5 separate regions of the Homo sapiens genome follow, and all the other regions are linked to region 5. The links are chromatin loops, found by intact Hi-C in ENCODE. Cell type or tissue: OCI-LY7. All regions are shown on one strand. Each heading gives the region's core, and the rest is flanking DNA. Links, peaks and the distances in the headings are about the cores only. Region 1 has its middle 530 kb from the start of LRRTM1. Region 2 overlaps CTNNA2 (catenin alpha 2). Region 3 overlaps CTNNA2 (catenin alpha 2). Region 4 has its middle 550 kb from the start of LRRTM1. Region 5 has its middle 430 kb from the start of LRRTM1.

Region 1 (6,305 bases), core at 405-5,404, 93 kb before region 5:
GTATAATGGAAATGGAAGTTTAATAATTGTAACCTGGCGGTAGGATGAAAACTGCAAAGAGCTCATTTTCCCTTCTCTCTGCTCACATTGTGGTCCACGTGGTCAAGCAATATTTATAGGTCTCTGACTATCCCATAAGTAAAAACCAGAGAAAGTACTTACATTATGGAAGATTTCACTATATGCAAAGCATTGTAACCAGACATCATTACCATAAATTTTCACTTGGAAATCTTTCTATCAGCGCCTCTGTCTGCAAAATGAAAACCTAGTGATTATAACCAACATTGTGGAAAGCAAAGACATTCTAATGCAGAGTAAAGAAACTACCATTAAGACTCTTATGGGTCTGGTGAAACTTATGTATATTTTAACTGCACTTGTTTTAATGAGCTCAGTTCTAGATGGTGTGTAATCTCCTAATCAGTCATTTCTAACACCTCACTTCCACGCCCCTGTACAGTAAATTGTATCTTCCTCTATGTTCCTGTTGGACTGTATTCATATAGATACTGTTTCATCTGTCCAACTCTATTAGTAATTTAATTACCTGTGCATGTAAATTATGAGCAAATGGAATACAAATACCATTGTTATTGATCATTGTATTTCCCATCAGTCCAAACCATATCAAGAGTTAAATCAAATTCTGAGAGGACTCAAGAAACTTATAGCCTATTGAGGGAAGGAGAAACATAAGGATATGATAAAGCAGGATAAGGGAAATAAGGAAGATAAGCTTTGAATATTATGGGAACATAAAATGGGCAACATTGGCCAGGCGCAGTGGCTCATGCCTATAATCCCAGCACTTTGGGAGGCTGAGGTGAGTGGATCACTTGAGGTCAGGAGTTTGAGACCAGCCTGACCAACATGATGAAACCCATCTCTATTAAAAATACAAAAATTAGCTGGGCGTGATGGCATGTGCCTGTAATGCCAGCTACTCAGGAGGCTGAGGCAGGAGAATCACTTGAACCTGGGAGGCGGAGGTTTGTGAGCCGAGATCTGCCATTGCACTCCAGCCTGGGCGACGGAGTGAGACTCCATCTCCAAAAAAAAAAAAAAAAAAAAAGCAAGGGGCAACAACATCCAGCCTCAGCCTCAGAGAGTTAAAGGAGGCTTCTTGGAGAAGGAAGTATTGGACTATTTTATAAACTAGTGAATCAGTCTAACTAGATTGCTGGTAGGTGAATAGTCATTCTATGTAAAAGAAAAAGCACAACAGGATGCATACGAGAAAATAAACATCTCAGTGATGCTAGATTATATTGAAAAGCCAAGTGGCAAGAAATGAGGCCATGCATCATCAGATTGGGGGCACGTGATGGAAGTGGCTGAAGGACTTGTTAAAAGAATTTAGACTTTATACTTTATTAATGGCCAGGCATGGAAAAATTTTTAAAAGGAAGATAAATTGTCATATTTCTATAGCTACATGCTATTATTTTGTGTGAAGGATGAATTTGAAGTGAATAACACTAGAGACCAGGAGCCTGACTGATCTTAATAATGGCTTCAATAATTCATGTAAGAAATTGTGGGGCCTGAAGTTATGTGATAATGGAGGTGAGGAGACAGAGCCATGCTTGGTTCTCTACTTTCGCTTCACATTAGAATACTAAGAAGATTTTAAACATCCTGAAATTCAGCACCCACCCCCCGACCATTTAAATCAAAATTTAAACTGAATCATTGGTACATTTTAAAGTTGTCCAGGTGATTCCAATGGGCAGTCAAGGTTGTGAACTCTTGAACTAAAGACATTTTTAGGCGGCTCAATGAACAGGTTTTGGTGCTTGATTGATTGGGGAGCGGGGGGTGGGGGGGGGGAGGTAAAGAGACACAGGTGTTAACTATGAAACCCAGGTTTCTAGCTGAGGAGACTGGGTTGATGCTGGTACTAAATAAGAAATAGAGGAAGAGGAGGGCTAGGTGAGTTCGGTTTACACACATCTATCTGAAGTGTCTACAGAGCATACAGGTGATGTTCGATCATTAGTTGGTTATATATCAAGAAAGAGAAGAGGTCTGGGCTACAAGTTTACAGGTGAACAGCAAGAGTCTTCTAGAGCAAGGGCACCAAGTTGTACAGAAAAGCAGAAAGAGACTTGAACCTGCTGAAAACTTTCAAGAGGTGTGCAGTAACAACTGAAAGAACTACAACTGAGTATGCAAAGGTGACACTAATGACATTCTCTCTGAGCCAAGCAGAGAACATTTATAGAAGGTTATGGCAAGCACAGAGTTCAAGAATTACACAAACACAGACACAGGTGTTAATGATTGGTTATATTTAGTTGTAGAAGTGCGGCTATCAGAGTGTGTCTGTTCGTGGTTGGCGGTCTTTCAGAAGCGGTTAGTGAAACAGCTGTCATTCTTTGACTAAATGGGTTTCTAGCCCGTTCTGGTGGTCACTTGTTACTAATACAACTAAAAAATTAGTTCTTGCCCCAAAAAACAACATTTAGCTGCTTGTTGGCATTTGTTACTGAATATTTGTTTCCTATTATATTAATTTAAGCATTTATTTTATTATTTCTTTCTATTCTCTTTAGAGATATTTTGTTGTTTCCTGTTGTCTAAAGTTGATGTTTCAGATCTCTTTTCAGCCTTTTTTCTTTACAACTAGAAACATTTAAGGCTATAAATATCCCTGTAATTATCACTTTAGTGCTGTCCCACATTTTATTTGTTTTTTAAAAAGACCTTTGAAGATGTTTATTCTTTCATTAAGTCAGATTTTTGAGGTTCAATTTGTAGTCAGTAATAGTCACCTTTTGTAGGTGTATAAGTTAAGTTTTTGACAAATATACCCAGTCATATATATTCACCAAAACTAATATGTAGATTATTTCTTCAAGCATCTCTTTTATGTCTTGATACATATTCTGTTTTCTAATGTGAGAGTCTCCATTAGATACATTAAATAAACATATCTTTTGTATCTAATTCTACAGTCTATTCCCCATGATCCCCTGATCTTTTATTCATGTTTCTTTGTTTTCTTCTGTTTTGTGTTTTGTTCATTTTAACTCTGAGCAAACATTCCTCAAAAATTCTCTGTGGAAATTCTTTGATACTTTTATTAAAATTGTGTTCCTTCAAAAGTAATTTTCTCTGCTTCTGTTGGTTATCTGTGGTCACTACCAGCCTGTGAGCACTTTCAATTAAGTTATCTTCTTGAGTTTTTTTGAAATACATTGGTAGCATGTGTCCAGACCATAAACCTATATAGGGAATATTCTAGCCTCCTTCCCCTTCTCAGTTCATCAAGATCAAGAAAAACTAGTTTTCTTAGTATTTGCCCATTTATTACTTTTTCATCTTTCAGCTTTTGCAGTAGTCTTCTACTAAACTTCCATCATAGTTGCTTCCAATCTCTTGCCTCTCGTGCAACCATTGAAATGGAACCACTGCATCACAAAGTGAAGGCTGGCTTTGGTCCTCACTTTCATAATAATCCTTGCTTTTACTTCATTTTGGCTTCTGCAAATGTCAGCTCAGTAATGGATTTATAATTATTGTTTTAGTACTTTTCCCACATTCGTAGTTTGTTTTAATCAAGAGTGCCAGTTAGAGTGTCTATTACACTACACTGTGGGAAATAGAAACCAGCTTGTGTATTTTGAAAAAGATCCCAGGAAAGTCTATATGTACACCAAAATTTGAACACCACTAAACTAAATCTCATAAAATTTATTACTATCTGTATGCAGAGTATGTATGGTAGCAAGAATCTGAGCAGAAAAATGAAAAACAAATTCTAAAACATAAATGTTACAATAAACACAAAAGAACGAACCAATCATTTAGGCAAATTCAACCCGAATAAATTAGGCATGAATACAGAGACTAGCCACTCTTCACTCCTTTACTGTGCTGAAGAGGTTCAAAAAAAGTACAATCACAATTCCTGCATGATATGACTAATAATCATAAAACTATTAGACTTAGAGAAATATATTAATGGTCATATATCAAATGAGTTAATGAGCTACTATAATTATAAATGCAGAGAAGGTATAGTTGCTACAAGTAATCCTTTAGAAAAAGCTAGACTTGAACTAGGTATCACGAGTTGAATATGTGGAGATGGAGAAGGAGTGATGTGATTCCAGGTAAGGGCAAAAATGTGATGAAAATCTCGGAGGTAAGAATGAACACAGAAAATCCAGGCTGGAGTGCAGAGATTCATCAACCAGGCTAATAGAGTAGCATAGTGACAGCCCATGTGGAATGTGAATATGGTGTCAGAGAACCTGAACTCAACTCCTGGCTTAACTAGCATTATCACACACAGATGAGAGGGTACTTACTGTTTGATTGGGAGTAACTAGTCTTGAACAACTAGTTAAATTATTTAATCTTAATTTTAAGTATTAACAGACATAACTCTTTAAGCAAGGAAGAGACCGAAAGCAGGAAGACCAACTCAGAGGGAAGACGAGAGGTATTCTGAGATATGCTAGGCTCAACTAAGTATCATGAAAGTGATTCCCAGGTAACATCTCATTCCAGAATATTTCAAATTTACTAATAATGACAAATCCTATTCAGATATATATTACACCTGACATTTAAATGCTATTTCTTGTCCAACCCAAGGAAGACTCAAAAAGGATTGATGTTTAAAAAAAATTCCCCTTGATTGTAAGATTTCCTAGTGCATATGTTACATGAGATAGGCTTCAGCTGTGACAAGGAAATGGCATGCATATAATATATTCTTGTAAATATGTGCACAGTGTTATTTATTGACACTAGTGCTATAATAAACCTGTGGGCAAACTTACGAAAAAGTATGTATGATTCTTGTGAAATACTAACATAGATTTTATGTCCATCATCTTTATATATGTGATATTTTTCCATTGTATGTGTTAGCTAAATGCTAGAATAAAGATACATATATTTCCATTCTATTGAAAAACAGTATTTTTAATGCTCCTGATTATTGTTACTCTTCCTTTAGTCGACAAAGAAAAGAAGAAGGTTGGAGAGTGGTGCTGGGATTACAAACAGTTTATTAAGCAATTACCATGTCAGGTTCTTCACATACATGAATTAATGTTAACATTGATAGAAACACTACTAGTAAATACACTTGCACTCCCAATGTTGAAACTGGATGGCAAAGCTTAAGTAACTTGCTCAATTCTGCACAGTGTAACAGAGAATGGTTTGGGCAAATGTCAGATTTTTCAGCCTACACTACTCAACGAACCAATCATGACATATTATAGCGACTGAACCTCTAACTCAGGAGTGCAATGGAAACATACTTCATGAGTATAAATTATTATATGTGAAGACTGAAAAGCAGAAAGCCATTTGTGTGTGTGAGAGATATACGATTATTTATGTAATATCTGTATTATATACAGTAATATACATCACACACATATATATGTATATATAGAATATGTATATATAGAATATACATATATATGTGTGTGATGTATATTACTGTATATAATACAGTATAGATATATACTGTATATAATACATATATATGTATAGAATATGCATATATGTGTGTGTGTGTCAGGGCTCAGAACATTATACTTTGGCATAATGAATAATTCAAGCTGAAAGAAACTGCGAAAACCGCAGAAGCAAGCAGGTCATTCTCTTTTCCTCCCCCCCATGAAGACGCTTATGTGACAGTAGTTCTGTCCTATATCTGGAGGGAAACAATGACACACACAGACGCTAAGAAGAATCTGAACAAACAAGCCTTGCTAAGCTCCCCCTGGTTTACTGCTATTAAATTATACCCCTTTGTCCTCCAAACACACTTTTGTGTGACTGTCCATAAAGATACAGTTTTCCCTGAGTCTCTGGGTCTTCATTTTTGAATGTTCCCATGTCACCTAAAGCTCTTTTTTAAATAAAATATTATGCTCTTCTTTTGGTAATCTGCCTTTTGTTTTAGGGATCTCAGTAACAGGTTTGGAAAAGATATTATTCTCCCCTACACATATATAATATATATAGATATGCTTTAAATATATATATATATACACACACATATATATATTATATATATATAAACACCCATACATATGTATGTATACACACACATAGGTTGGAGGAGGGCTGAAAAGGTATTTAGAGAGATCTTATTTGTAGCACAAAATAAAATATTTTATCAATATCGAGAGGCAGAATACAGTGCCAGCAAAACCACTACCACCCGTGGCCTGTCTTGCTACTTGCTGGAGAATTCTTATGTTACCCACACCAAACCTCTGTTTTTCTTTATCTTTACTCCTTTTATCCCCCATGAAACAAAGGTTTTG
Region 2 (6,305 bases), core at 889-5,888, 410 kb after region 5:
GCACACCCTGTCCTGACTTGTTAAGGTAGGTATTCTCCTTACTTCCCACCGCATCCTAACACAGCCCTTCCGTTTCAGTCTGGCCAACCTGTTCCCTACATCCTCTGTGACCACAGGATGACTTCCTTATTCCCATGTGTCTGCTCTTTGACCAAAACTACACATTCTTTAAGTCTGAAATAATCTATACAACCTTTCCATTCATTAAGAGAGAGAAAATGAGAGCAACCTGGTGCAATGGGATCATTCTCCATCTCCTCTCAGTCTTTACCACACTGTTTCATTTACTTCTACATAATATGAGAATTTTCTCTAAGTGTTTATAACAGACATCTTGTTTCCTCAAACAAAACATTACTTCTCCAAGCAGGAACTCCTTGTTGCATATTTTTCCATGAACACCAGGCTGGTTATTCACCCAAATGATCCAGCAAATACCAATCAAATAAAGGTTGAAAGGAAGTCAGCTGATACCTGCTTCACATCACATGGACAGGGGCAAACAGAGTTTGTGTGATTCTCGGGAACTTTCTGCAAATATTTTTAGTAAATATTATACAAAAAGTAATCAAAAGGAATACCAACTGCACTGTACAAACTTACATATAAACTTATACAGTCATAATGACACTCCATAATGGCATTTTGGCCAATGGTGGACTGCATATATGACCATAATCCCATAAGACTGTAATGGAACATATATAGAAACCTGATACATGGTCCTTCATATTGGCATTGCAGATCAAGTAGCGAAAATGACTTATATTCCGTAATGGTGCTGGGACATTTAGTTTTCCATATGAAAAATGTATATAAATAAAAAAATACATACCATCTAGGTTTGTATAAGTACATTCTACGATGTTCGACCAACAATGAAAACGCATTTCTCAGAACATATCCTGTCAATAATGGAAGCATGACTGTCATCAAACATACACAACATGCACAAATACATTCACACACCATTTAGCCCTTTTCACAGGCAAGATTCCTAAGCAGCCTCTGATTTAACTTCTGGCTGTAATCAACTTTTGTGAGCTGAGGCTGCCCATAACCAGCAAAGCCACTTGAGAAAGAGTCTACAGTCTCTGTAAGAGGATCAGGGCTGACCCACTCCAGCCACTAGGGCTGACTCTCTGGACTACCTGCTGCTCCAGATGACTGCTCCAAATCTATTCCCCTCTACACTGTCCTTCCTCTCAGTAGGTCCCTCAGTCTGGCCCCTCAGCCTAGCCATTCCCCTATGGAGAGTCACTTTCCTGCCACACACAAACATGCCTTTTTACCTCACACAACTTGAAGTCACCACATGAAAGGTTCCAATGCAGCTTCCTCATTCAGGACAGAGCAAAGAAGGAGTTGTTATCGGCCCTTTAATGAGGAACTGATCATGCTTCCCTGACAAAGACAGATAATGACAAAACCCAAAAAAGCAGTCCATCTGCTCTCTGATTGCTGGGATTAGAATGTGGGTGAGCGAGGAGACAGGGACAAAGAGTTTGTTGCTGTAAAGAACAGAATGGAGAATCCAGAGAGCTCTCCTCATCACTCCAGAATCATCAACTGTTCACTTCTCATTTCATATTAACTGTGAAATACATCTAACAGAGTGCTAGATAAGCCATCCATGTTAATAAGTCAACATTTCCAGGCATCCGAATTGTGGGAAAACAGAGAAAGTAACATAAAAAATAAAAAAACATTTATACATATAAAGCAGGGAAAGGAATTCTAGCTCAGATGGTTTCCCACACTGAGCAAACGGATACATGATTATCACAAAGTTGAAAGAAGGAAGTCTTGGGCATATGTTATATCTAAAGTCAAAGCAGGGGTGCAGATAGTAAAGCAGGAAAGAACAATTAGGGAATTAATTAAATAAAGCTCTGTTTATACTTCTATTGTCAGTGCTAATTATTTGTGGGTTTGAAGTAAGCTCCCCTGTCTTCATTAGTGGTTGTCAGTGAATGATAACATACTTAGATTTCCACACGTCCTCGTTGTTTCCAAGGATTGTATTTGCAGCGTCAGCTCACATTTTCACATGATGACAGTAATAATCAAGAAACTCATACTCACTAAAGCCAACTTTGCTTTTTTTTTTGTCTTAAATAAGAGGTATGTTACTGTTACTGTTTCCTTGCTCCACACTTTAGCCTCTGTCTAGTTGTTGGTATATCAAGGTAACAGCTCTTCAACTTTGAAGAAGACATGATGGTTAGGTTCTTTGGAACAGGATGAGTTAGCAAGAGTTCCCTCCACGTAGCATTTGCAGACCACCAAATCCATTCCCATCCTGTGTCCGTCCCATGTCCCTGCTCAGGCCTTCCTGATGCAAGCAAGTGCCTCTAGGCAGGAGATCTGTTTGCAAATCTGTAGGAAGCCTTACAATGAGGAATTGGTGACAGAATCCACTTGCTCATGCCTGTGATCATTAACTTTTCCTTTAATAAAAGAGTAGCAGCTATTCTTTTCTGTTGATTTCTTACAGCTGCCCTCAGAGTTACACTCAGAGAACAGCATGTGTTTGAACTTCTGCAATCCTGTAGGAGTTATGAGGATCTAGCTGGTAGGAGAAGGGGTGGGAGTGGTGGGAGCAAAGACTGGGAGGAGAGAAAATAAATGTCATCAGCGGTAGTGCCTTAGGAACACACCTAGAGAGAGAAACCAGGTTTCTAAAAAGCAAATAAATTAGGGGGCTAGGCACAGTACTTTTGACAACTGAGAAAAAGTGTGTAAAAGGGAAGGAGGGATGGAAGAGAAGAGACAGCAGAGAGACCAAAAATCACAGTGTATGAGAAATCTGACACTGCTCTTTTTTTTTAGCCAGTAACTCAGATAATCTAATCAAACCCATCTTCCTTTAAAGCTAGAGCTGGAGAAACTGACATTTTGTTTCTTTTGAAGATTTTTTTCCTTAAATGGAAAGTTTTCTGTGGTACATCTTATTTTAGAATCTCTATCTTCTCCCCCTCTCTTTTTTTAAAAAAAAATTAGAACTATTGGCTAATTTGTGATTTTGTTATTTCTAGGCACACTTAGATTGGCCTTCACAGTCAGATGCTAATGGAGTTGATTCCATTGGCAGAGGGATGGATCCACTTACCCATATCACCCTGAGCAGTACATAAAGATGAACTTCTCAGGGAGAGGCAAGGGGGGCAGGGATGGCAGAGGACAACATCTTCTAAGTATAGAAATAGATAAAATGACAAGAAGACTAGAGTTGCCATCTGCTGGAGGATGAAAAGAATGACATTTGACACTATTTGCAACAGCAAAGCTAAACTCATTAGTAAAAATAATAAATCTCCATGTACTGTGTACTGCCAGTTAAATGATACAAAATTATAGCAGTGTGTTATTATTTCAGCATGGCAGTTTTTGGATAATGTAGAAAATATATAGAGGTAGTAAAACAATAGCATCCACTTTCCCTAATTTGTACTCTACCTACTCTTAGAAGGGCTTACAAATACTGCTTTATTCCCTTTCAAATGCCAGCAAGTTCCCTCAATATGTATTTCTCACTTTCACCACTGCGACTTTGAAAATGATGATGGGGTTTCTTCTATGAGTATGCCTAGTCATTGCTTCCAGATTTTCTTTCTGCTTATGTAACATGACCAAATGCATGAAGCTCACTAAGGTTCAATAAAAAGACCGCTGGACGGAGAATCACAAGGGTGGGGTTGATAATCTGTTTGCCCACCAGCTACCAATGTAACCATAAACCAATCACTTTACTACTCTGGGTCCTGGCATTTTAAGCTGTAAAATGATAAATGCTAGGGAGGATGGGCTGCAGAATCTCAGTGATCTCTAAGGTCCTTTTTAGCTCTCAAATTTTGCAAATCTATAAGCATTCCAAACTCATGTAGCACTTATAACATGAATATTCAAGCTAAATTCTCATCATGGCTTCTACTGAATGCAGCAAAACTGTATCTAATGGCCTGATTAATCAGCCATAACCATCTTCTTTGCCAGTGAAGGGAAAAAATGTTTTCCCCCTTCTCATATTGTAGAGAAAGAGGCAGTTATTTAAACAAGATTTCTCTGATGCTGCTTTTGTTATGGTGAGTGACATAACAAAGTTCTCTGATCAGGAAAAATACAAAACAAAAAACAGCTTTAAGAACCACAGATTTAGAATGGCAAGTAGATTTACCTCTACTTTAGAATGGCAAGTAGTTTTGCCTCCAAGACCAAAAGTGGAGACTAAGGTTAAAGGATTCACCTATACTTGAATGTCTGGTTTGGTGCCAAAATGGATTAGATCATTTAATTGCCAAATACTTCCTTACCTGAAAGAAACTCATCATCCTTCTTTCCATAGCTATAAATCCTGCAAATCTACAGTATCCAAGTCAGGTATCTCCTCCTCTCTAATCAATTCTTCTCCCCTTCAGCCTAGAGTGATTCTTCCCTCTTCTAGAAACACTAGTGTTCAATGTCTGAAAAACCTCACTTGGCAAGTGACATAGTCTTTCATTCATTTATTCATTTGACATATATTTAATGAACATATTTTTAATGCCTTGCATTCTTCTAGGTGGGACAGAAGCATTGAAACCCCTGTTCTCATGAAGCTTATATTTTAGTGGGGAAGAGAGAGAAATATACATACATAGGAACATAATATCCAGTAGTAATATGTGCCATGGCAGAACATGAAAGCAGGTGCTATGATAATGATCTGATGCCTTCTTTAGATGGAGTGGTCAGGGAAGAGTTCTCTGAGGCAGTGATTCTAAATTGAAACTTGAGTGACGAAAAGGAGATGGCTATGCAAAGATGGGAGGAAGGGCATTCATAAAACAGATCCCGCATGGGGGAGATCAAAGGAAAGAGTGTGTCTGGAATAAAACCAATAAGAGACATAGTAACAGCAAGATGAGGGGAGGGAGGTGGTCAAGGTCCAGATGATTTGGAGTCTCAAGGTCACGCCAAAAAAGGAGTATTTTATTCCAAGCATTCTGGGAAATCACTTGAAGCTAAGAATTTAGTTCTCTTTTCATGTAAATCAGTCTCCCCCACATCCAAGAATTAACATCTCACCTTTTAAACATTTCTCACAATTCCTAGGTCCTCCAAACCTTTTTACATGAAAGGCTTTTTAATAAATAGCTGCTGGCTGATTGTGTTGTACATGAAATCTTTAAGTTAGTTAATAGTTTAAGTAGGGGCTTAACCCCGAGACGATCAGAGGTCATGATGATTGCAGCCCTCGACCTCAAATCCACAGGAAAGCTGAAGAAATGAGCTCAGCATGGAAGCAGAATGTCCTGACTTCGCCTATGACTTGACTCTGAGAGTCGTGAAAGTGCCTCACACTGCGAGCAGCGGCCCACGAGGATCCAAGAGAGCCCCTTTGTCGACCCCCTTCAAAGCAAAGCAAATCACCTAACTTTGGAGAGGTTCTGACAGTCTTCATATTCATGTGTCACTTAGCTTTAATTGAAACTTTAGAACAGGTAAATTTGTAACAATTCATATTTTTCATGCTCAAAAGAGTGTCTTTGTGTAAAACAGCAGCCTGAATAATGGGGGGTAGGGGGAGGATTAATTCAGAGAGGTTATTTGTTTTTTTCTCTCTTGATGCAAGCCCCATTTTTACATGCTTTTCTTTTGACTGAAGGGCAATCTTTAATTGCAGCTTTAAGGGAAGCTTAAAGAGGTCATTAAACATTATGAAAACTGAAATACCACTAATGTTAGCTGAGAGTAACCTGACTTGTTTTTTCATACTGAACTCTAGAAAAGGCAAATTCCTTGTAAAGAGTTAGGGTGGAATATCCTGCTCCACCCACCCCTAGTGGTCTAGGAGTCCTGTAAGCTATGATGGGAGGAATTTGTGGCTTGAAACCCAGGCAGATGCTAGAAACTTTTAAATCCTGATATTCATGGTGCTAAAAATACATATGGATTCACTAATAGAAAAAGAAGGAGGAGGAGGAGGAGGAGAAAAAGAAAGAAAAGAAGAAACACAAAGAACGTGATTAAGAAAATGAGAGGATGAAAGTACAGAGAGAAAGAGAAGAGGAGCTGGCAAGAGAGAAGGTCAATAAGAAACCACAGATGCTGCATAGAGGCAGAGATCATAACCTTCCAAGCATCTAGGACAGTGCCTGACACACAACAGATGCTTAAAACGTTGGGGGAGGGAGGAAAATACATGGGAAAATAAAAGAGGAGTTGTATTTGTGAGACAGCAGGCAAGCAAGGAGGAAAGAGAGAAGAGGAAAAGCTAGAAATGAAGGGGAAGAAAGAAAGGAGATCTTGGCGATGATTCTCAC
Region 3 (6,305 bases), core at 530-5,529, 210 kb after region 5:
CATCCGAATGTCCTTCTAACTATTCGTTCTATAAACCACAAGTGCAAATCAGGATTGCTCAAGTAGCCACTTCACATTTTCCCAGCTAGACTGAATTCTTGCAGGACAGAATCCCTACTTTACCCCTCCACACATATCTGGGATCACAGTTGCTGAATTCCAATTTTTTGAATTTACTAACTCCCACAAACTCTCTTCATGTTGTATAGAAGACCACTCAATTTGTCATAACTTAGTCATACATAGGAGGGCACTCAGTTCTATGATCTAGAATTAGGAGGAAGTATAACTTTTCTGTATCAGTTAATCAAATAAGTTTATCATCAAATTAGCATACACCAGCTAATATCAAGTGAACCTTATACAACATCCTGCCACATGGTACAACGAAGAAATTTGTTCATGGTCCCACCAGGCATTGTACCCTTGACTACAGTTATACATCTATAAAAACACAAATCTGCATTTTCTAGAGCTCTTCTGGGATGAAGAGCAGCTCTTTTGCCTGTGTTCTTAGGGATACACACACCACTAGCAAATGCTGTTTGCATGCCTCTGCCCAAATTAAAGTGATCAGTCTGCCCTGGTGACTTTAATGTAGGTAATCACCAGCTCACATTCATGAACAAATTGATGTGCCCGCTTCATAGCTGAATCACTCAGCATAAATCTATGCCCTTCATATATAAAAACCTCAGTGGCTTAAAATAATACAATAAAGCATCACCTAATGCCTTCTTGATGCTGGCTCATCAATAATGTGTGGTTATGTGAAAAGGATAGGAGAGGCTTATCATGTCTTACCTTAAACCATGCCGGGAATGTAATGCCCTTTTAATTACTAAAGGCATCAGGGGATTTTGTTTTCTCCATCTTTACATGGAGGAACTAAAACCTTGCAACTCTCCACTATTACTTAGTTTTCAGCATCTCATGTAAGTAAATGAAATCTCAACTTATTTCCAGTGAATACAACATGTTGACCTTCATATATGTGGGCTGCATATTAGCAGGATGAAAACTCCAGGATCCATCTCTGGCAATGCAGGAGGGCTGCACTGAACCATCCGGTGCTTGACATTTAACGGAAGCCAAGGAACGTTTCCAGAATGAAGATCCAGATGAATAAGTAAGTGCAGCTATTCTCTAAAACCTGGTCTCCTACATTTCCAGATGACAAGTGGAAGTGTGGAGTCAAGGCCATATCCACAATGCAGGATGAATCTAACCATCCTAACCAATATTGGATCTGTGACTACAGCCCGCTTCACACAGAATAAGGAAAACAGTCAGGAGTCCCCAGTTTATGTCCCACATTGCCTTCTTTTTTTTGCGGAGGGGATGCCTCCGCCAATTAAACTAGCAATCTTCCAAGGTTCAATTCAAAATCCACGTGTTGCTGAAGGCATCCCATTCACACAACCAGTAGAAATAGATCTCTTCCAAACACCTTCAGGCTTACTGGCTGTGCTACCCATTGCAACTTACCACATACTATTGCCTTATCCATTATTTATTATATGGATGGAGGATACCTACACACGGAATTAGATGTATAAATCAAAGATACACACATAGCTATCATGTATCTTCAACTAAATTTCCACATCTTTGAGGATAATGGTTGTATTTTTATTTTCATCCTTGTGGCTCCCATGGCTCCCCGTTCAAGACCTTGTAAACAGTAGCTATAAACGTAGTTCCAAGGCAGCCTCCCTGTCATGGGTGCTTTCTTACCTCCTGCTCCCATCTGCCCTTACCTCTGGGGTACAGCTCTTTCTTATCGCTGTTGGTTTACCTAGAAAAAGATGCTAATTGATTAATCAAAGTAACTATTCACTAAGGTCATATTTTCTTCTCCTAGGTAATATAACACCTTAATCTAATTAAGATGTTCCTGAGCCCTTTCGAGCTTTAAAAAAAACACACACACAAACCAAACAGTAGTTCCTTCTAATCCATGGGAAATACCTTCCAAGAACCTCAGCAGATACCTGAAACCACAAATAGTACCAAGCCCTATATACATAATGTATTTTCCTGAACATGCATACCTACGATAAAGTTTAATTTGTAACCTGGGAACAGTAAGAGATTGACAATAACTAGTAATAAAATAGAACAATTGTAAAAATATCCCAGCATTATTACTCTTGCACTTTGGAGCCATTATTAAGTAAAATAAGGGTTAATTGAACATAAGCACTGGGATACCTCTACAGCAGATCTAATAACCAAGAAGGATACTAAGTGACGAAGGGGCACATAGCCTCTACAGTGCATATGCTGGACAAAGGAGGATTGACATTCAGGGTGGATGGAGCTAGAGGGTGCAAGATTTCATTATGCTATTCAGAATGGCACTCAATTTAAAATGTATGAGTTATTTCTGAAATTTTCCATTTAATATTTTCAGACCACTGGTAACTGAAACTCCAGAAAGCAAAACTATGGATAAGGGGGGACTACCATATACTGTTGAAATTTCAGGCTCCCCAGGCAGGCTTTTGGGGAAATACATAAGGACAAGGAGTTTTTTCCTTAAACTCTGTCAACCCTATCTAAAAGTTCTTTGGTCTTTTCTTCCTCTGACCACCTGTTTCTATAAATAAAGTCATATTGGAACACATCTTTACCCTTTTATACATATTGCCTATGACTGCTTTTGCATGACAATGGCAGATTTGGGTAGTTGTGACAGAGACCATATGACCCACAAGCCAAGATCTCTTACTATCCCTTTACAGAAGAAGATTGCCAACCCCCAGTTTAGATGAAAACTTGGTGAGATTTAACCATTTAATTTTTTCAGACCTGTCAAATATGCCAAAGCATCGTCATAGCAGGAAATGAGAGAAGTATCAACTTATAGTATTTATGACACAAGTAAAATCAAAGTTAAGTGGATCGAGGAGAAGCACAGGTTCTTAAAGAATAAAAATATGTGCCCCTCCCAGGTCTCCTTAAAGCACAAAGTTCTGGGGCCAGAAAACAAACAAACAAATAAAAAACCAGGAGGAGATAGGCATGGAGCAGAAGACCCAGAAGGACCTCTAGGATATTCTCCACCATCCCAAACATTGACAAAAGAAGTTTGCAGGTGAACAGAGAAGCAATTCTGAGTCAGTACTGCCATCTGGCTTACCTCTCAATGTAGCACCATCAACAACCTCTTCCTGAAACTGGAGGATCACTCTAGAGGCCTCTCTAACCAAGAGGCCAATTGTGCAGCCTTTCATCTGTGGCCGTATCCTTCTTGGATATCCACTTCCTTATCACTTACTGCTCCATTCCTGGCTTTAGCAGTCTGTATGGGTAGCCCAAGACAAAGCCCTAGAGTATATCTAATAGAAGGTACTAGTCCTCATTGGCCCCTTGGTAAACACCTGGTCTGGCCACTGCAATGGTTACTGCCCGAAGGAGAAGTCCTGGGAACCTGTGTCACAACTCCAGAGGGTTCCTAAGTAAATCACAGCAATGGGAATATGGGGTAGGGGAGACAACCTGACTGCTGTCCTTGACCGCACCAGGGAACTGACTAAAGAAATGACCTTTGAACCAACTCATTCCCCTTAACAGCTCCCTCCCTGCCCTCAGAACCTGTAACCCCTGCCTCCTATTACCTGCATTGCCTCATGGACTCTTTCCAAGCTCAACCCCTCAAACCTGTTCACTCCATCTTACCTGAGCTCTAGTGCCACCTCTTCTTTTCTTTCAGATCTTTATTGCATTTTCCCCCATGTTCTCTCATGAAGTTTTAATTCTCTCCTTAGTGTATAAGTTCAAGCTTCTTTGGGTGCAAAGCACAGCTCCCTTTTTCCATGCTTTTCCCCTGGGAGCAATCCCATCCATTCCCAGACCAGGTGGTAGGCCAGATCCCTCAGTCATCAGAGAGGGAAAAAATCAAAGAGTTCTCCATATCTGCTGTCTTAGGCTCATTAAACAGTGCTATCGAAACCATCCAAGTATTGCAGCACCATCTCTGATACTCTCAAATCCTCCTCCCACGTGGTCAGGCTCATCCCAGTTCTGCTTTCTTTATATGACTTCATACTCTGGTTCCTGACACCTGCTTCAAGTTCTCCTCTGCTTAATACCACTTATGAACAACGTTTCCTGGCTATCTAATGTCACTAACCCATCAGGAAGGTCTCCCCACTTTCATCATACCTGCAACTATTAGTTTCTTCCTGTCTGTGTCCTGCAAAACACATACACAGTCTGACAAGGCCTCCTGGTTTTCATTGATAACCAGTGCTCTCACAAGTCTCTCCCGAGCTGGAAGCTCCCTTGTTGAGTGCCCTACAACTCTTCCTTTTATGGGCCACAAACTGCTACTGAGGGCTGCAATTGCAACAGCTCCTTGCTCAGCTCTGAAATCTAATATTTCCATGATGCTCAGAAAGCAGGGCAGAGCAGTGCCGGGGGTGGGCAGGAGGGTTATTTCACGTCACCTGGGGTTATTTCACGCCCTCTCAGAAAGGGCTCTGCCACATGGAGTCCCTTTTTTTCCAAGGTGACCTTCGAGTAACCACTGCTGCCTTGTTGGGCAGCAGATGCATCCCTCACAGTCCAGAGCCATGGTCAGTAGTGGACCACAGATGCATTTGCTTTCACCTTCAGGCTCTCAGGAGACCATGGCTAGCTCTAGATGAAAGGCGCAGCTGCACTTTCAGAAGTGTACACAAACCCCGAGCCAAAGTTATGCTTGTAACCAACACCCGTAGGAGCAGGCCAAGCCCCATGGTGCCCTTCAAATGTGCCTCACCTTAGCAACTCTCTACAAGTGAAATGTTTTACTCTCATCCTCAGTAGGTCATTTTTACCCCCCTCGCTGAATCAGTCTGGGTGAATGGCCAGTCTGACCTTTCAATCTGCTACGTGAAATAAAGCTTAAGTTGGTGTTCTGACTAATAGTACCAGAGAGAAGCAAGCAATGAAATTCTATGTAACTTGCTTCTGTTTAGTTTTGTGCTCTAGAGGCTGGCTGTTTCGTTATTTAACCCCAGGCTGTTGCCTCAAATAGGCTCTGCAATCTTTTGTGGGATCCAAGTTTAGCAAGCATACTCATTGTGTGAACACCAATAATATTTTTCAGGTGCACCTAGAGAAAGGGAGAGAACAAAAGAGGGCTATAAAACTATTTGGAGGTCTTCATCAATGTAAGTGCTTAGTTAAATAAGCAATAATTGCAATTATTGTTTTAGCATTCCCTGAAGACAGAAAATTTAACTTTCAAATGTCTTAATACCTATTATTTCACAACAGATTATGTACACATAGATATACTTTTCCATTGGTATTTAGTTATAAACTATGAGTAACAATCTATGTCTATGGGCCAAATATAGCCAGTGGCTCGTTTTTGTATGGTTTTAAAGCTAAGAATGGTTTTACACTTATAAAGGGCGGTTAAAACACCTACATACAGAAAAATCTGTGAGACTCCATGTGGCCTACAAATCTGAAAATAGTTACTATTCTTACCAATAAAAGTTGGCTGACCCCAAAGTATGATGGTATACCTATAAAAACTACTCTGGTGTTTGTCTGCCTGCCCACCAGGACATGAGTTGCCCCAGATGCTCCAATCCCAGCAATCTTTGCCACTGATCAAGGAAGCCATCTCTGCTCGTATTTCCCAAGTTCCTTTCTGGTTGTGTTCTTCAAAGAGAAGGATCTTTTTATTTCTCATCTCTTAATACTTGTTTATTTATGTTTACATAACCCCTATGTCACCATTCATTATTCCACCAGATACAGCTTTTCCAAAAGTCTAATCTGTCCTCAGGGACTGAAGAGCTACAAAGTTTGAGAATGTTCCAAAGAATATGTTAGAGACTCACGAAGAATCAGTGTAAAAACATGTCAGAGGCAGCAGCCCTCCAATCTGGGCAAAAACTCCCAAAGGGTCTACTTTGAAGAAAAAAGCCCTCTCTGGAATGAGTAATTTATTTTTATTTTTATTTATTTATTTATTTATTTTTTTGGTGGGGGTTGCACCTTCTATGTGGTAGAACCCATGAGATTCATGATCATGCCTGAAGTGTGGAGTTGGGCTCACATTTCAGTGTGAGACAGTTTGGACGGCAGCTTTGGTACCCAGAGCATTGTCCACAGGCCAGTAGCAAGGGCAATACCTGGGGGCTTGTTAGAAATGTATGGCTAAGGGCTGGGCACGGTGGCTCACGCCTGTAATCCCAGCACTTTGGGAGGCTGAGGCAGGCAGATCACGAGATCAGGAGATCAAGACCATCCTGACTAACACGGTGAAACCCCATCCCTACTAAAAATACAAAAAATTA
Region 4 (6,305 bases), core at 916-5,915, 110 kb before region 5:
TTGACTTTTCTCTAACTGGTTATTACCTCACAGACTGCTCTCTTGCAAGAAGAGTTGTCAGTAACTATCCCCATCAACTAAAGAAAGTTAATTTCTTTTTAAATATGTGTTCTAGAAAGGCGAATGCACTTACTCATTTATATGTCGGGTATACTTTACCATTTCCCAAAATGTGTTCCACAGAACTTTAGTCCCACAGGACCAAGCAAAGTCCTACAGGACTGAGCAAAGAGGGCTACAGGATAAAATAAAATGTGAGATCTATTACATAAACTTACTCTTGAAGTTTAGTTGGACACATTTGCACATTAAAGGCACTGAGGAGTTCTGCAGCAAGGAAACTAGCACAGTTGTGTTTAATTTTATCTTTTCTAAAGTTACCTGGCAATAAAACCTCTTTTTCTTGATAACAATAAATTTTAACAATCTGTGTAACATACTCATTGGAAAACCTGTTTAGTCTGCCAGATTTGTTTTCAGCATCCCAGGGGGATAATAAATGAGATAAAGAATGAGTGGATGCTGAAGCCTTGGTGTTTAGGACATCCAGAGCAGGAAAGGTGAAGCACATGGGGCAGGATCCAGGAGTCAGGGTCCTTGGGATGGGAGTGCAGTGGGGAAAGGAGGACCCAGAGGATAAAAAAGACATCACCAAACCATGAGATATTCAAAGAAGAAAGAAAGAGTGCAAAGAAAAAAAAAAAAAGAAAAAAAAAATTCTAAGGCCACATTTTATCTACTTAGCTAGATTAATAGTGTAAAATTACTAGAGGCAACAATCACACAGGAATAATAGGTAAAATCCTTGAGGGTAGTCAAAGGGTCTCCAAATTGCTTTGTAAGAGGATCTTCTAACTCACCCACAGCACTGTGAGGTTCTAAACAAGTGCTGACCTTGTACTTGACATTGCACTCATATGGCCATGGCTCCAGTAGTAGCTGGAGTGCTGCATTCTTTTTAACTACTGATTAAGAATCATGGAATTTAAGACTGTGAAGATCTGGAATGGGCAGTAAAGTACATCGTATTTAATGCCTCATTTCTGAGTGAGGAAACCAAAAAGGGAAAATAAAGAAGTGTTTGGCTAAAGGCATTCCATGTGTTTAATGTTGGATCCATGACTGGTTAAGAATTTAAAGTTTGAAATCAGAAGAGCATAGATTTAAATGTAGGGTGTGTTAAACATGTAACACAGGCAAGTTATTATTCACTCAGCTCTAGGACTTTTTTCCTCAAAATGTTTCAAAAGTAATGAATGAGATAAAATGGGTAAAATGGATAGTACATTGTTGCCAGATAGTGAATAATAAATGGCAGCTTGTCATAGTAGTGATTATTGTAACAGTAACATCACAGAAGAAAAGAATCAAACAAATTGCAAGTTCAACTTGAAGAGCCAAGAGGTTCTTCATTTTGTCTCTTTGTTTCATTTATTTGAGTCACTATCTGTATTAGTCAGAGTTCTCCAGAAAACAGAACCAATAGGATGTATGTGTATGAATATAAATACAAATCTTTTTATAAATGTATATTTTGTATATATTTTATACATTTTATATATATATATATAGAGAGAGAGAGAGAGATTGAGAGAGAGATTTGTTATAAGAGAGTCGTTCACATGATTGTGGATGCTAACAAGTCCCAAGACCTACAGAATGAGTCTGCAATTTGGAGACAGAAGAGTCAGTGGTGAAGTTCCATTCTGAGTCCAAAGACCTGAGAAGGAGAATGGATGGTGTAGTCCTTATCTAGAAGACTGGCAGGTTCAAGACCCAAGGAGAGCCAGTGTTTCAGTTCAAGTCCAAAGACAGGAAAAAGCCAATAGCTCAGTTTGAAAGCATTCAGGAGAATTCTCTTACTCAGAAGAAAGTCAGTCCCATTTCTTCTTTTTCTATTCAGGCCTCCAACTGATTTAACAAAGCCCACCCACATTAGGGAGAGCAATTTGCTTTACTAAGTCTGCCAAATTAAAAGTTAATTCCATCCAAAAACACCCTCACAGAAGCATCCGGAGCAATATTTGGCTAAATATTGTTCACACTGTGGCCCAGTCAAGTCGACACATAAAATTATCTATCACACTATCTCTCAACTTATAATGAGAAATCATAACAAGTTTCCTATGATTCACATAGAATCATGAAAGCTGCTTCATTCTTATCATTTTTTTCATTCACTTACCTATCCATCTATCCATTCACATATCAGTTAATAAGATTTACTAATCATCTCTTACTTTTAGGCACTTTTTTGGCCCCTCGATTTATTGTCTCAAAAACAAACAGGAAGAAATAAAATGGGCTTTTCAAGGATCTGTCAGTGACTTCAGGAACCAAAAGGAAAAATTATTTGAGAGAATTTCTTATGTTTGCCATAGGTACAGAAAATAATCATTGGGTTTGATGAAAGCCTAAAAAGTCATTTCTTCTCTAATTCTCTCTCTAAGGCAGCTTGTAGCACAAGGCAATGAAATGCAATATAACACTATGCATAACAACAAATCTACTGTGCAGAATGCCTCTGAAATGAACCTGGACTTCCATATCACAGACATTTTCAGGGTGTTAATACAACATATGCTCTGCTAGGTATTTTCCCTTAAACATTTATACTGTGCCTCATAGTTAATAAATGGAATTTTAATGTTGCAGAACTTTCTGTAAATTATGCAAATCTTAATCTTTTGTGCATATGGATGGGTACTTCTTGAGTTCACCTTGAATCTCAAACCCTATGAATAATAGTATTTTATTTTGGAAAATGAATGAGAGTGTACAAACCTAGCGTTAATGATATAAAAAAAAAACTATGCCTTAATTAGAATCAGATCATTTTTACATCCTGACACATGTCTGCGTGAAGTCCTGGTCAGCTGAACTGTGGGAAAAGAGGATGCTCTGGAATTGATCCCTGTGATTCAATTATAATTGGCAATTGCCCTTGTCATCTGTTATCTGGAACTCTGCAACCACCTCTGCTGTGACAGCTGGCTTCTTGTAAGGCTCTACCAAGAGGGGGAGGTAGAGGGAGGCTCAAGGCTGGCAGAAGGAGGGACTGACTCCTCCCGGTTTGGTTTTTTGCTTTCTGCCCTTGTCAGTTGTGCTGAGCAATGTTTCTTTATTCCAATAGCAGCAGTTCCTTCCCTAGCAGCATATTAATTCAGTTTGCAGGTTTTTCCAGCACTTGCAGTACCAGCTATTTGTGCTCACTGAGAGAAACCAGCACCAGGAGGCCAGTAACTCCTCCTCAGAGATCTGCACCCCAGCCCAATGAGGCCCCTCCTCCAAGGTCCCCTCTTCAAAACACAGACACCATCCAGAACAGTATTTGGCTAAATATTTGGGTATACTGTGGCCCAGCCAAGTCGACACATAAAATTATCTATCACACTATCTCTCAACTTATAATGAGAAATCATAACACGTTTCCTACGATTCACACAGAATCATGAAAGCTGCTTCATTCTTACCATTTTTTTTCATTCACTTACCTATCCATCTATCCATTCTTGGCTACTGCTGAGTAGCCAAGTAGTGTCTTCCCTTTGGAGTTCTGCACCCCATCCCCAAGAGGCCCCCTCCTCCAAGATCAGAGACACCAGCCCCAACTGAGAAGCAGCCCCTCCTCAGTGGTCTGAGTTTAGCTTCCTCGAAGAGTTTACATTTTAATAATTCTCATATCTTCTCTTTGTTACCTTACTCCTAGTGGTGGAAGCTGTTTCCTGCAACTGCTTCCTCATTGATACCTTGATGTCCTCTTACTGCCTTTTCAGGTTCTTAGTTAATATTGTACCTAGTTAAAAATCCTTTATATTAAGGCCTCTCAGTTAAAATTAATTACTTGTGTGGTTTCTTTCTCCTGACTGGATCCTGACTTAAAGTTTTACTCATCTGGCAGAAATAAAAAAGATGTTTTTTCTTGCTCTACTCACCTTTCCACTCACATACAGATGCCCAATCCTCTCATGCTTTTCTCATCCTGCCTCCTGTCTTTATGTGCTTTCAACTGGATGTTGGATTGGAGACTACAAAAGCAATTCATTTGCGAGCCAGAAGGACCTGCTAATAATATAAATATCATGCTAACCCTTTCAGTATTATATGTAATCTAAAATGGGAAAAGCCTTTATTGGAAGAAATATATTTTAACAATTGAATCTGAGTATAAATAATAGGTATATGATCAAGTGGAGCGAATGTTTTAGATAAGAGTTAGAAGAAAGAGTCTTCTTGCGATTTGAAGTCAGATACAGTTCTGAATGTAGCAAGTATTTAATATACACTATGCAAAAGCATAGGACAATTTATCTCCTTATTTACCACAATAAATGGTCTAAGCTCCAAGACATGAGAATTGCTAGGAGAGCAGATTTCTGGACTCAAACCTTTAGAGATTAATACAGTGGTTCTTGCAATCTGCAGATTTAATTAATATTCCAAATGATTCTAATTTAGGTCGTTCATGAATTACAGGATCATAATTATGAAATGAAGACAGAAGAGGGGGACAGACTTTGAAATCAGGAATGGGTTGGGATAAAAATGTTCTTCAGATGTATATTTCTGATCTGAGAGTTTTGCCTAAGTATTCAATGATAATTGTGCCTGTATCAATTTCTCTTCAAATTTCTAATAGCTTTAAGATATATAAATATAAATATGTATACACGAATGTGTGTATATATCTGTTGGTGCATAAAGCGTTATGTCTATTGATTGTCAGAACAGTCTCAAGTATTTTAATGAGTCCTTTCCTATTAATAACATCTCAATGAATCTGTTAATTCTACCAAACCAGTGAATCACTGAGATGGTGATACAAACGTATATTTGTTTATTAACATTATTTTCAACATTTTAACATTGACATCTCAATAATATTGAAAACTGAGGGAATTTTACCATGAACATTTAAATATGTATCACCCAGACTCCACTATTAACAGTTTACTCTCTTTGTTTCATCAGCTTTTTCCTGCCTCAGCTGAGTAGCTGAAACCACAGATGTGCACCTCTATGCCTGGCTAAATTTTTTATTTTTATTTTTGTAGAGATGGGGTCTTGCTATGTTTCACAGACTTATCTCAAACTCCTGGCCTCAAGCAATCCTCCCACCTCAACTTCCCAAAGTCCTGGGATTATAAGCATGAGCCACTACAGCTGGCATAAAGTTCTGAATGTAACAAGCATTTAATATATACTTATCCTGGATAATGATCAAGGGCTAGAATATAAAATCGTTGTGTTGTCTTCTTATTGTGAGTGGGGAGTATCACCTCACTCCTCATACAGCATGCATTCATCTAAAATCTACCCTGAGTTTTCTCCCAAACTTTTAAAGAAATCACTGAATAGGGACTTCTTAACAACCAGCTTGCAAATCTGGCATTAAACAACCTAATTTCCTGCCTTGAATCTCATCCACCACACAAATATTGAATAAATCCAGTTGGAGGAGAAAAAAAGACTCATGGCTTCTTATCTGGATATAGAATATTACCAATTGCGCATGTGCCAAGAAAAATGAAAATCTTTGTCCCAAAGATTGTCAGTTAAGGTCGAAAAGCTAGTGACTTCAGGTCATACACATTTTATTTTCTCCTCTTGAGATACAGTGTTCTATTTATTATATTGTCAAGAAAGATGATAGAACTTAAAGAATCCAGGAGCTCCTGTAATATAAGAGAATGATCTTATAGTCTAGGGGTTGGCACTAGCCTATACACTAGACTGTACTAGGTGGTGTACAGCTATAGAACAAGGTAAACAAGGAGGGGCCGGGGCCAAGCTGAACAATGAGTGTAATGGCTGGGGTGGTAAGCAAGCAAAGGAACAAGATGAAGGACAATTCATGTGCAGAAAAATGTGTGTGGCTGCAAGTTATGGGATGAAGTTGATATCAGAATCCAGAGTACCTAACCATACTTGAAGGTATAGGAAAGTCTAGTGCCAAATAGGCTGGTCAAAATAGGTAACAAGGAGTTTTAGCTTGGCAGGACCACAGGAAGTTTCAGAGCCTGACAGTAAAAATGTTGAGGATGACCATTTCAAAATTTAGTCCTACCAAAAAGAAATAGGTAGAAATTAAGGAACAATAACAACAACAACAAAACAAGTCTAAAACCAGAATACTATAAGCATAATACCAGTGCTAGGACTATAAACAAGTATCATACAAATATGGTCTTAATTGATTACCACAAGAAACTTGTAAGATTGGTATTCTCATAGTACCCATTTTGCAAATTAGGAAATGGTGATTTACTTCAGTAATGTGCCCACAATTAAACTTGGTGGCACAG
Region 5 (6,305 bases), core at 820-5,819:
CACAGCCCCACCAGCATCTGTTGTCTCCTGACTTTTTAATGATCACCATTCTGACTGACCTGAGATGGTGTCTCATTGTGGTTTTCATTTGCATTTCTCTAATGACCAGTGATGTTACCTTTTTTTCATGTGTTTCTTGGCCACATAAATGTCTTCCTTTGAGAAGTGTCTGTTCATATCCTTTGCCCACTTTTTGATGGGGTTGTTTTTTTCTTGTAAATTTAAGTTTCTTATAGATTATGGATATTAGAACTTTGTCAAATGGGTAGATTGTAAACATTTTCGCCCATTTTGGAGGTTGCCTGTTCACTCTGATGCTAGTTTATTTTGCTGTGCAGAAGCTCTTTAGTTTAATTAGATCTAATTTGTCAATTCTGGCTTCTGCTGGAATTGCTTTTGGTGTTTAAATCATAAAGTCTTTGTCCATGCCCTTTTGCTAGCCCTGAATGGTATTGCCTAGGTTTTCTTCTAGGGATTTTATGGTTTTGAATTTTACATCTCAGTCTTTAATCCATTTTGAGTTAATTTTTGTGTAAGATATAGGAAGAGGTCCAATTTCTGTTTTCTGCATATGGCTAGCCACTTTTCCCAACACCATTTATTAAATAGGGAATCCTTTCCCCATTGCTTGTTTTTGTCAGGTTTGTCAAAGATCAGATGGTCATAGATGGGTGGGGTTATTTCTGAGGCCTTTGTTCTGTTCCATTTGTCTATATATCTGTTTTGGTACCAGTACCATGCTGTTTTGGTTACTGTAGCATTGTAGTATAGTTTGAAGTCAGGTAGTGTGATGCCTCCAGCTTTGTTCTTTTTATTTAGAATTGTCTGGGCTATTCAGGTTCTTTTTTGTTCCACATGAAATTTAAAGTAGTTATTTTCTAATTCTGTGAAGAAAGTCACTGGTAGCTTGATGGGAATAGCATTGAATCTACAAATTACTTTGGGCAGTGTGGCCATTTTCACGATATTGATTCTTCCTATCCATGAGCATGGAATGTTCTTCCATTTATTTGTATCTTTTATTTCATTGAGTAGAGTGGTTCGTAGTTCTCCTTGAAGAGGTCCTTCACGTTTTATTCCTAAGTACTTTATTTTCTGCTAGCTTTTGAATTTGTTTGCTCTTGCTTCTCTAGTTCTTTAACTGTGATGTTAGGATGTCAGTTTAAGATCTTTCTAGCTTTCTGATGTGGGCATTAAGTGCTATAAATTTACCTCTTAACACTGCCTTAGCTGTGTCCCAGTGATTCTGGTACGTTGTCTCTTTGTTCTCATTGGTTTCAAATAACTTATTTATTTCTGCCTTAATTTCATTATTTACCCAGGAGTCTTTCAGGAGCAGGTTGTTTGATTTTCATGTAGTTGTTCAGTTTTGAGTGAGTTTCTGAATCCTGAGTTCTAATTTAATTGCACTGTGGTCTGAGAGACTGTTATGAATTCTGTTCTTTTGCATTTGCTGAGAAGTGTTTTACTTCCAATTATGTGGTCAATTTTAGAATAAGTGCCATGTGGTGCTAAGAAGAATGTGTATTCTGTTATTTGGGTTAAAGAGTTAGATGTCTATTAGGTCTACTAGATCCAGAGCTGAGTTCAAGTCCTGAATATCCTGTTACTTTTCTGTCTCATTGCTGTGTCTAATATTGACAGTGGGGTAGTAAAGTTTCCCACTATTATTGTCTGGGAATCTAATTCTCTTTGTAGGTTTCTAAGAACTTGTTTTATGAGTTTGGGTGCTCCTGTATTGGGTGCATATATATTTAGGATAGTTAGCTCTTCCTTGTTGCATTGATCCCTTTACCATTAATGCCCTTCTTTGTCTTTGTTGATCTTTGTTGGTTTAAAGTCTGTTTTATCAGAAACTTGGATTGCAACCCCTGCTTTTTTTTGCTTGCCATTTGCTTGGTAAATATTCTTTCATCCCTTTATTTTGAGCCTATGTGTGTGTTTGCGTGAGATGGGTCTGCTGAATACAGCACACCAGTGGGTCTTGACTATCCAATTTGCCAGTCTTTTAATTGGTGGGATTTAGCCCATTTACATTTAAGTTTAATATTGCTGTATGTGAATTTGATCCTGTCATCATGAAGCTAGCTTGTTATCTGGCACATTGGTTGATGCAGTTTCTTCACAGTGTCATTGGTCTTTACATTTTGGTGTGTTTTTGCAGTGGCTGGTACCAGTTTTTTTTCTTTCCATATTTAGTGCTCCCTTCAGGAGCTCTGGCAAGCCAGGCCTGGTGGTGACAAAGTCCCTCAGCATTTGCTTGTCTGGAAAGGATTTTATTTTTCCTTCACTTATAAAGCTTAGATTGGCTGGATATGAAATTCTGGGTTGCAAATCCTTTTCTTTTAGAATGTTGAATATTGGCCCCTACTTTCTTCTGGCTTGTAGGTTTTCTGCAGAGAGATCTGCTATTAGTCTGATGGCTTCCCTTCATAGGTGACCTGACCTTTCTCTCTGGCTGCCCTTAACATTTTTTCTTTCATTTCAACTTTGGAGAATCTGATGATTATGTGTCTGGGGTTGATTTTCTCATGGAGTATCTTAGTGGTGCTCTCTGTATTTCCCAAATTTGAATGTTGGCCTGTCTTGCTAGATTAGAGAAGTTCTCCTGGATAATATCCTAAAATGTGTTTTCCAACTTGATTCCATTCTCCCCATCACTATCAGGTACACCAATCAATTGTAGGTTTGATCTTTTCACATAGTCCCATAATTCTTAGAGGCTTTGTTCATTCCTTTTCATGCTTTTTTCTCTAATCTTGTTTTCATGCCTTATTTCAGCAAGGTGGTCTCCAATCTCTGATATTTTTTCTTCCTCTTGATCAATTCAGCTATTGCTACTTGTGTATGCTTCACGAAGTTCTCATGCTGTGTTTTTCAGCTCCATCAGGTCATTTATATTCCTCTCTAAACTGATTATTCTAGTTAGCAGTTCTTGTAACCTTTTATCAAGATTCTTAGCTTCCTTGAGTTGGGTTAGACATCCTCCTTTAGCTCAGAGGAGTTTGTTATTATCCACCTTCTGAAGCCTACTTTTGTCAATTCATCAATCTCATTCTCTGTCTAGCTTTTTGCCCTTGCCGGAGAGGAGTTGTAATCATTTGGGGGAGAAGAGGCATTCTGGCTTTTGGAATTTTCAGCGTTTTTGCACTGTTTTTTTCTCATCTTCGTGGATTTATCTACCTTTGGTCTTTGAGGCTGATGACCTTTTGATGGGGTTTTTGTGTAGGGGTCTTTTTTGTTGATGTTGTTGTTGCTTTCTGCTTGTTAGTTTTCTTCTAACAGTAAGACCCCCCTTGTGCAGGTCTGCTGCAGTGTGCTGGAGGTCCACTTCAGACCCTGTTGACCTGGGTATCACCAGTGGTGGCTGTAGAACAGCGAAGATTGCTGACTGCTCCTTCTTCAAGAAGCTTTGTCCCAGAGGGGCACTGGCCTGATGGAAACCAGATGGCCTGATGGCATCTCTCCTGTATGAGATGCCTGTTGACCCCTTTTGGGAGGTCTGTCCTGTCAGGAGCCACAGGGGTCAGAGACCCACTTGAGGAGGCAGTCTGTCCCTTTGCAGAGCTGGTGCACTGTGCTGAGAGAATCCCCCTTGTCAGGATCAGTGGCTCTCTTCAGAGCTGGCAGGCAGGAAAGGTTAAGTTTACTGAAGCTGCACCCACAGCCACCCCTCCCCCCAGGTGCTCTGTACCAGGGAGATGAGAGTTTTATCTGTAAGCCCCTGCCTAGGGCTGCTGCATTTCCTTCAGAGATGCCCTGCCCAGTGAGGGGGAACTTAGAGAAGAAGTCAGGCCACAGCTGCATTGCCTTGCTGTTGGTTTCAGTAGATTTATTTAGCTTACTGTTAAATACTTACTGTGGTGAATTCTGCTGTTGGTTTCAGGTAGATTTATTTAACTTACTGGTAAATACTTACCGTGGTGAATTCCGCCCAGTCCAAACCTCCCAGTCTCCTAAGCACTGTCAAGGGAAAACCGCCTTCTAAAGCCTCTGTCATGGTGGATGCCCCTCCCCTGACCAAGCTGGATCTTCTCAGGTAGACTCCAGACTGCTGTACTGGCAGTGAGAATTTCAAGCCAGTGGTTCTTGGTTGGCTGGGCTCCATGGGAGTGGGACCTGCTGAGTGAGACCACTTGGCTCCTTGGCTTCAGTCCCCTTTCCAGGGGAGTGAACAGTTCTCCTGTGTTACTGGGGTTACAGGCACCACTGGGGTACAAAAAAATCTCCTGCAGCTAGCTCAGTGTTTGCCCAAATAGCCACCCAGTTTTGTGCTTGAAACCCAGGGCCCTGGTGGTGTAGGCTTATGAGGGAATCTCCTGATCTGAGGATTGCAAAAATCTGTGGGAAATGCCTAGTACCAGGGTGAGTAGCACAGTCCCTCATGGCTTCCCTTGGCTGGGGGAGGGAGGTCCCTGGCTCCTTGCACTTCCCAGGTGAAGCAACACCCCACCGTACTTCTGCTCACTCTCTGTGGGTTGCACCCACTGCCTAACCAATGAGATAAACTGGATACCTCAGTTGGAAATGCAGAAATCACCCACCTTCCGTGTTGGTCTCACTGGGAGCTGCAAACTGGAACTATTTCTATTCAGCCATCTTGGCCCCTCCCTGATAAGATCAGTATTAAGTTCTTTAAATGAATTTTTAAGATGTAATTCTTATAGCAATCCTATAAGGGTAGTTATGCCCAACGCCACATAGCAAATATCTGAGCTATGATATAAATCCAGGCAGTCTGAATTGAAAGTTTATATTTCTAACCACTAATTTTTTAAATATGTCATAGGTCAAAATCTAATGTAATTACCATGCTAGAAAATACTCCCTTAAATAGGAGCTACAACTATGCAACTGCCCAATGGGTTCATTTTGCCCACTATTCACATGGAGCCAATTCATCAAGACAGGGGAATTGCAATAGAGAAATAGTTTAATTCATTCAGAGCTGGCTAAGCAGACCAGCTTTTATTATTACTGAAATCAGCCTCCCCCAAAATTTGGAGGCTAGAGTTGTTCAAGGATTGTTTGGTAGGCCAGGGAATTGGTGTTGCTGAGTGGTTGAGGATGCTAGAGTAGTGGAAAATGGTCCTTGTGTGGGCTGAGTCCACTGTTGAGTGGGGCACAGAAATGGTTGTTGGATCCAGCTGGAGCCATCAGTGGTCAGAAATGCAAAAATCTGAAAAGATATTTCCACTTTTACATTCTATAATAGTGATTTTATCTGTAGGAGTAATTAGGGAAGTTGCAAATCTTGTGACCTCTAGAATAATGTCTGGTTATCATTCCACCTAGTCCTTAGCAGAATTCAGGCACCTTCCATACTCTTAACCTAGGGCATTTTCTTAGCTTTACAAAAGTGGTTAAGTTTTTGGGAAGGGCTATTATAATTTAAACTATAAACTAAATGTCTCACAAAACTAGCTTTACCCAAGCCCAAGAATGTTTAAGGGCAGTTTGGCAATTCAAGGCAAGATGGGAGTTGGTTAGATTAGACCTCTTTCACTATCATAATTTTTTCACTGTTATAACTTTTGCAAAGTTGGTTTCAAGTAGATTTATTTAACTTACAAAATGAACTTCCTATTTACCTTATGTAGCTTCCTAGGTTAACCTCACTAATAAACTTTGGTGTTATTTTTCCTATTTAATTTTACTGTTGTCCTTCTTCTTTTGCATACCACTGTTTGTCTTGGTAAAGACATCAATTTGAAGATAGAAATGTCAAAAAAAAAACTCTCAAGCTATAAACAGAACAGAATATAACATGCATATTATTGAGAGGATTTTGAATTCTTAGAAGCAGAACTTATTAGAGAAACACATTGTGTCAACATACCATTCATATTGATCTCAATAAATTCAAAAAAATCTCCACTAGAGTTTCTCCTTTGAGTTAAAATATTATTTACATAAAGGGAATTACAACCTGAGAATTTCCACTCTATTATACCTGGGTAGATGCTGATGCCTTTTTAGAAAAAAAAAAAATAAAGTTTTTTTTTTTGTCTTTTGGTTTTTAATTTATTTAATTTTTCTGGGTACATAGTAGGTATATACATTTATGGGGTACATAAGATATTTTGATACAGGCATACAATGCAGAATTATCACATCACAGAGAATGGGGTATCCTTCACCTCAAGCATTTAACCTTTGTGTTACAAGCAATTCATTACACTCTTTTACTTATTTTAAAATGTACAATTAAGTTATTGACTGTAGTCATTCTGCTGTGTTACCAAATAGTAGGGCTTATTAACACTTTTAATTACCTTTTTTGGTACCCATTAGCCATCCCCACC

The links. A loop is a pair of places that touch in the nucleus more often than their neighbours do. Peaks named below come from ENCODE experiments on the same cell type or tissue, not always from the same donor. Only the 100,000 strongest peaks of a DNase experiment are listed, where the experiment ranks them.
Region 1: a loop joins it to region 5, with 9 times the contacts of the local background. A loop is called at or near these places in 1 of 110 quality-filtered maps.
Region 2: it touches region 5 in a loop (3-fold over the local background); 1 of 110 quality-filtered maps calls a loop at or near these places.
Region 3: a loop joins it to region 5, with 5 times the contacts of the local background. A loop is called at or near these places in 1 of 110 quality-filtered maps.
Region 4: a loop joins it to region 5, with 2.7 times the contacts of the local background. A loop is called at or near these places in 1 of 110 quality-filtered maps.

What each region holds. Positions count from the first base shown.
Region 1 is chr2:80,827,088-80,833,392 of GRCh38, reverse strand. No RefSeq gene overlaps it. Among named protein-coding and RNA genes, the nearest start is that of LRRTM1, 530 kb to the right of the region's middle. In OCI-LY7, for the core only: no CTCF peak of the experiment used is centred there; a DNase peak (open chromatin) is centred at 2,312; H3K4me3 peaks cover 1,777 bases; H3K27ac peaks cover 3,405 bases.
Region 2 is chr2:80,323,337-80,329,641 of GRCh38, reverse strand. All of the region lies in intron 7 of CTNNA2 (catenin alpha 2), which reads right to left. It overlaps LOC107985904 (a long non-coding RNA gene), which reads right to left. Exons shown (of 2, transcript XR_001739570.1): 2 at 1-2,609. Among named protein-coding and RNA genes, the nearest start is that of LRRTM1, 22 kb to the right of the region's middle. In OCI-LY7, for the core only: CTCF peaks have their summits at 3,052 and 3,254 (motif pointing left); a DNase peak (open chromatin) is centred at 3,221.
Region 3 is chr2:80,528,361-80,534,665 of GRCh38, reverse strand. The region is part of intron 9 of CTNNA2 (catenin alpha 2); the gene reads right to left. Among named protein-coding and RNA genes, the nearest start is that of LRRTM1, 230 kb to the right of the region's middle. RefSeq lists an enhancer at 4,129-4,258 and a silencer at 4,719-4,768. In OCI-LY7, for the core only: a CTCF peak has its summit at 3,128; a DNase peak (open chromatin) is centred at 4,035; H3K27ac peaks cover 1,202 bases.
Region 4 is chr2:80,849,651-80,855,955 of GRCh38, reverse strand. No RefSeq gene overlaps it. Among named protein-coding and RNA genes, the nearest start is that of LRRTM1, 550 kb to the right of the region's middle. In OCI-LY7, for the core only: CTCF peaks have their summits at 2,987 (motif pointing right) and 3,752; a DNase peak (open chromatin) is centred at 3,035; H3K27ac peaks cover 483 bases.
Region 5 is chr2:80,734,725-80,741,029 of GRCh38, reverse strand. No RefSeq gene overlaps it. Among named protein-coding and RNA genes, the nearest start is that of LRRTM1, 430 kb to the right of the region's middle. In OCI-LY7, for the core only: no CTCF peak of the experiment used is centred there; a DNase peak (open chromatin) is centred at 3,739; H3K4me3 peaks cover 438 bases; H3K27ac peaks cover 3,241 bases.